Regions from separate parts of the Homo sapiens genome. Here region 1 is linked to region 2. Evidence: chromatin loops called from intact Hi-C (ENCODE). Cell type or tissue: Caco-2. All regions are shown on one strand. Each heading gives the region's core, and the rest is flanking DNA. Links, peaks and the distances in the headings are about the cores only. Region 1 overlaps TARID (TCF21 antisense RNA inducing promoter demethylation). Region 2 has its middle 28 kb from the start of TCF21.

Evidence for each region. Peaks named below come from ENCODE experiments on the same cell type or tissue, not always from the same donor. Only the 100,000 strongest peaks of a DNase experiment are listed, where the experiment ranks them.
Region 1: it touches region 2 in a loop (7-fold over the local background); 5 of 110 quality-filtered maps call a loop at or near these places.

Annotation. Positions count from the first base shown.
Region 1 is chr6:133,853,777-133,856,696 of GRCh38, reverse strand. The region is part of intron 1 of TARID (TCF21 antisense RNA inducing promoter demethylation); the gene reads left to right. It overlaps LINC01312 (long intergenic non-protein coding RNA 1312), which reads right to left. Exons shown (of 3, transcript NR_027030.1): 3 at 2,705-2,920. Among named protein-coding and RNA genes, the nearest start is that of TARID, 34 kb to the left of the region's middle. RefSeq lists an enhancer at 1,785-2,523. In Caco-2, for the core only: no CTCF peak of the experiment used is centred there; a DNase peak (open chromatin) is centred at 1,586; H3K4me3 peaks cover 508 bases.
Region 2 is chr6:133,915,387-133,918,306 of GRCh38, reverse strand. No RefSeq gene overlaps it. Among named protein-coding and RNA genes, the nearest start is that of TCF21, 28 kb to the right of the region's middle. In Caco-2, for the core only: a CTCF peak has its summit at 1,558 (motif pointing right); a DNase peak (open chromatin) is centred at 1,576.

The DNA of each region.
Region 1 (2,920 bases), core at 302-2,801, 62 kb after region 2:
CATCTATTTAGAAGAAATTAATACTGTGCCTACTTGGCTAAAATAACTATCTGGCCTGATCATTTTGCTTTCCATAATCATTAAGTAGGTAGTCTTGCAATCAGTTTAACAACAGAGCCACAAATAGTATCTTGACTAAACTCTTAAATAGCTGCTTTTGTCAGGGAACCTATATATGCAGATTCACCAAGCAGCCATACAAGAAGGAAAGCCTGATGAATTAACACAAAATTTAGATGGTTCTCCAGTGTTCACGCAGACAGTAGAGTTTTTACAATTACTTCCTCTACTTTTTTTCTTATAATTTCTTTACATAATAAACCCGATAATTTAGAACTCTCCTTTCAACCGGATTGGTTTCATTTCCAACAGTCAAGGGAAGACACAAACAGCTCGGTGTTACATTGTCAATTAAACCAAGGTGGAGGAGGGGGAGGGTGGGCACAGTGATAAATGAGCAGTCATTTCAATGTTTTCTTTCCAGCAGAAATCAGAGCCAGATTACACTTTATCTCACCCTGACTTTTAGCAAGATAGATAGCCACGCAAAATTTTCAGGTTCAAATAGTCTCCATCAAAAGGGCTAAAACCCTCATCTTCTGGCCACATTGAACTTTCATCTTTCTAACTCAAGGGATCTGATTCCTTTTACTGAATAAGAAAGAATTTTATTCAATTTATTCTCCCAGTCTTAGGTCTTTAACCAAAATAAAAGCAAACAATTAAACAAATTAACCTCACTGCTTCATGCACGGCTTTTTAGATATTGTCCAAAAAGTACTGTTTCAGATCCTGAAAGCAAAGTGATTAGGTTTACTTGTTATCAACGGGGAGTTCTTGTTCAGAACTACGTATTTTAGGTATCTAAGCCTGCATATTCTGATAAGACAGCATTGGCCTTAAAGCTGAGGCAGCAATAAATTACATTAAAAGTAATAGACTTCTGGAAAAATAATTCCTTTTGATTGCATAGCAGTTAGAAATTTACCTATTTATGTTTGTGCGTAGATATTTAATACAAATGTCTCTGTTTTTAAAGGATTTTAATGTAGCACCTAATACACTAACAACAGAAATAAATAAAGTTCGGAAATACAGAACGAATGAATGTGGCAGTGGTTTGTTCTTTTCACGTTAGAGCTGTAGGAGCAAGGCTTGCAGGGTTTTGGAGCGGATCTACTGCAGAGTCGCTGAGACACCAAGGGTTGTCTGCTGTTAAGAACCAGTATATTTTAGTTACATTTCATATTAAGTGGAATTAAATTTCACGTTCAAATCACTTGTCAGCGCTTAAAAAAAAAAGACTTCTAAACGACCTCTCAGATATATGACCCGGATGCTGCCAGACCAAACGACTTTTATCCAGGTGGACCCTTCGGGGGTACTGGGTCACCTGCAGGGTAACCGGGCAGGATCTCAGATTTGGTGACCGTCCCAGAAGCTGGGGAGAAGGTGCCGCCAGAGAGTGAGCGGAAATCTCCCTTGGAGGCCTGGAGGCAGCAATACGAACCCCTCAAGCCGGGAGAGGGCACCCTGGCTGGCTGGGGCCGGCAGCGCTGCAGCCTCACGTCCGCAGGTGAAGATGCGCTCCCGCTGGGCATGCGCGCCCCCTGGGGCCAGGAGCAGGTGGGAGGTTCCTACCTTCCGCCCCAGCACCGCCTGAGGTCAGAGGGACTGTCCTTTCTTGCACTGCCCAATTTGTCAAGGTCCCGTATCGAATAAATAGCTGTCTCCCCAGACCTTTATACTGACTAATCCAAATAAATCGCAGTCACTTTTACTGTGCGTTTCAGCGGGCAGCCTGGCTTTAATGGCTCTGCCTCCTAGACCTCCGGGGGAGACTCGCCGCGGCTTCTGCGAGATCGTCAGCTCCCCTGGCTGGCCTCAGAGCCTCAGCCTCCCCTCTGGGTTTCGTGGGGTCACTGGGAGCGGTCGCAGCCCATCCCCTGCACGCTGGCACTATCTGCTGACTGGAGTTGCCCTCTGGGGTTCCCAGGGCTAAAAGCGAGGGTAAAGCCTCCCATCTTCAATGTGCGCCTGTCTAATGTGGGCTCTCCTCTGAGATCTTGTTTACTCCCTACCTTTCCACCCTCTTCCCCTGCTCCTCTAAACCTCAGAAATTCGAATTATCTTCCCCATTCCACTTAAACCCCTTCGGCCAATCAATCCGGATGTTACCGATTTCCTCTGGGATATTTAAAGCTTTGATCCGCAGGCTTACAGCTCCATCTTACGCACTCCCATCTTTCCCCTCTGGGATCCCTCTAGATGCCTGCTCAAAATACCTGCTGGCGCCAGAGGAAATTCACATGTAACAGATACCCAGCGGGTGTGAAACCAGCACTCTGCTTCCAGGGTCGTTTTCCTCCTCACCTTCCCCATCAAATTGTCGATTAGTGAGTGCTAACACTAGGCATTACTGTGAATCATGAGTGCGGGGCTGGAAGATATGGAACCGTTTTAATAGAGCCGATGATTGCTAACTTACACGTGGCATCGCGCACTCCACCCTCCCCTACTCGGGGCAACCCTGGGTGCCCGACGTCTGTAAAATTAATATGAGCCCCAGGATTGGTCCGCAGGTAGCTTTTGTAAAGGGGTCCAGAATGACTTCAAGCAAATTTCAAGATATCTAAAGTAAAAGATAATTATTCACTTGCTTCTAAAACTGTTACTGAAGTAGAAAAAAAATCAGAGGAAAGCAGTAAATCTCACTCATTTTATTTTGGTGAAAACAAACTACTAGGAAGATTTAACAGGTAACATCAATTTTGCAATGAATTTATTCCAGATACCTTTTATATTTCATATATAAGGTGAATTATCCATGAAAATAACCACTTTATATGAATGCAGATGGCCAGGATGTTGAAAAAAATGAAATTGGCTTCAGAGAGAAACAGTAAATATAAAGGGAGAC
Region 2 (2,920 bases), core at 166-2,665:
ATAGGGTGTACTTACACAAACCTAGATGGTATAGCCTACTACACACCTAGGCTATATGGTATATATTGCTCCTAGGCCACAAACCTGTATGGCATGTTACTGTACTGAATTCTGTAGGCAATTGTAACATGATGTAAATGTAACATGATTTATATATTTTATATATTTGTGTATGTAAACATAGAAAAGTTACCATAAATATATGGTATTATAATCTTGAGGGATCACTGTTATATATGTGGTGTATCATTGACTGAAACGTCGCTATTTGGCACATGACCATAGATCCCAGCACAGTTTTCCTCTCCTGGCTCTGCTACAAAGGAATTGAGCCTCTGTGGCCTCAGGCAGGAATCATCCCTGGGAAATCTCTCCCACCCCAGGAAATGGCAGGTCTCTCCTTCCCCCTTGAGATAGGAGTGAAATGGGGCTCGCAGCTCAGCGCCATACCACATACAATATCTTCTTTCAAAGATATTCTTCTCACAAAAATCTTCTTTCTCCCCACACTTACCTCTCCCTTTTTATTCTTGATTTGGTTGAGGAGTTCAAGGGTCATGAAGCCATTTTTGGACCAGTTTCTTTACAAATTATTCATAAGGGGTTCTGTCTTGAATCTTACATCTGTTATAGTGTACTATCACAACAAAAACTTCAGTGTGAACATTCTCTTACATAAAGCCTAATCCCAATGGTAATTTTTTTCTGAATTTCTTTTATAAAACATAAACTAGTTATAATTTTTGTGTCAAAATTTATATGTTTACATGTTTTTGTAAATGAAACATATATTCATGTAAACACATAAATCATTTATATATATTAATACATTAGATTTATGGGTTTTTTTCACTCTTTTATTCTAAGAAAATTTTAAGACAGCTTTCATAGCTTTGGTTTATTAGTTCCATTGCTGCTCTAACCAATTCCCACAAATTAAGTAGCTTAAAAGAACACAAATTTATTATTTTACAGTTTTGGAGGTCAGAAGTTTTAAATTGGTTTCCTTGGGCTAAAATCAAGATACAGCAGGATTGCATTCTTCCTGACAGCTCTAACAAAGAATCTATTTCCTTGTCTTTTCCACATACTACAGGCTACCAGCATTTTGGCCTGGGGTCTCTTTCTATCTTTAAAGACTCTTCTGCCTGCCTCTTCCACAGTGAAAGACCCTTGTGATTGAATTGGGCCCACCTGGACAATCAATGACAATTGCACTGTCTTCAAGTCAGCTACAGCTAATTAGTAAGTTCCATCTGGAGCTTTACTTCCCTTTTCCATTGTATATCAGTCACGTTTCAACCAGAGAAGCAGAACCAGTAGGAGAAATACATATTTTAAGAAATTTACTGCGAGGAATCGGCTTATGTGATTGTGGGTGCTGGCTAGGCAAGTCTGAAATGCAGGGTTTCTTGGTCATTCAAGGGACATACACAGAGCAGAGAAAAAATTGAGTCAACTACATTCAGAGCACGTCTCCCGCTGAGGTTATTAACAAGACAATGCTCTGCTTTCCTGTCTCAGCTTTCAAACAGCGATGACCGGAGGATGCAGCCAGTAGGGGGCAGTGCAGTGTAGTGCAAGAAGCTCCAGCTTTAGGGTCAGTCAGATGAGGTTTGAAGTCCGACCTTGATAGTGGGGCAGCCTCATGCAAGTTATTTTACACTTCTGAACCTTTTTTTCACTCTTTTAAAAAACAAAATTTTAATTTTGAATAGCATTTTCACCTTTGTAAAATAAAGAAAATAGAATCTACAAGGATCAACTGTTTTGAGGAGTTAAGATTATAATCTATGTGAGATATGCTTGCTTAAATATGAAACATATATGAATGAGCACACATCCTAGGAGCAATGGTTCAGTATTTGCTAATTCAGTGTTTGCAGCTGCGTTTTGGAACATAACTACCACAAATAACAAGAATTGGCTGTACTAAGAGATGGCACTAGGGTATCTCTTGTACATTCTTCTTTACTTTTATGCATAGTAGCAACCCAATTTCCCCTTGATAATCAGGACAAATTACTTCAGCCAATACAGCATCCCTTTCTTTGTCTGTGAATGTTATGTAATGGAATCATACATTATGTAAACTTTTGGGATTGGCTTTTTCACTTAGATAATTCTCTATAGATTCATCCAGATCGTTATGCGAACTAATAGCTCATTCCTTTTTACTGCGGAGTAATAGATGTGCCAGTTTGTTTAGCCATGAGGTTTGAATTCTAATCCTGTTAGTGGGGCAGCCTCAGATGAATTATTTAATACTTCTGAACCTCCTTTTCGCTCTTTTAAAAAACAAACTTTAAATTTTGAGATAGTTGTAGCATTTTCATTTTTGGAGCTATTATTAGTAAAACTTCCATAAGCATTCATGTACAGGTTTTCGTGTGAACACAAGTCTTTGTCTTCTGAGATAAATGACTGGCAGTGCGTGGTAATTGCATATTTAGTTTTAGAGGAAGCTACCAAACTTTTCCAGAATGGCTGTGCCATTTTACATTCCCCAAAACAATGTGTGAGTGATCCATTTCTCTGCATATTCACCAGCATTTGATGTTACTTTTTTTTTTTTAAATAATGCTTTAGCTATTCTGAGAGGTAGGCAGTGACACCTTATTGTGGTTTTAATTTGCATTTCCCAAATGACTAATAATGTTGAATATCTCTTCTTGTGCGTATTTACCATCTGTATATCTTCTTTGGTTAAATGTCTCTTCATGTCTGTGTTTGAATTGAATTGTTTGTTTACTATTTAGATTTGAGAGTTCTTTATAAATCCTAGATACTAGTCTTTTGTTGGATATATGGTCTGAAAGTACATTTGTCCATCAGTATTAGTGGGGATTGGTTCCAGGACCATCCCCAATACCAAAAGTCCATGCATACTCAAATCCCCCAGTAGCCCTGCAGAACCTAC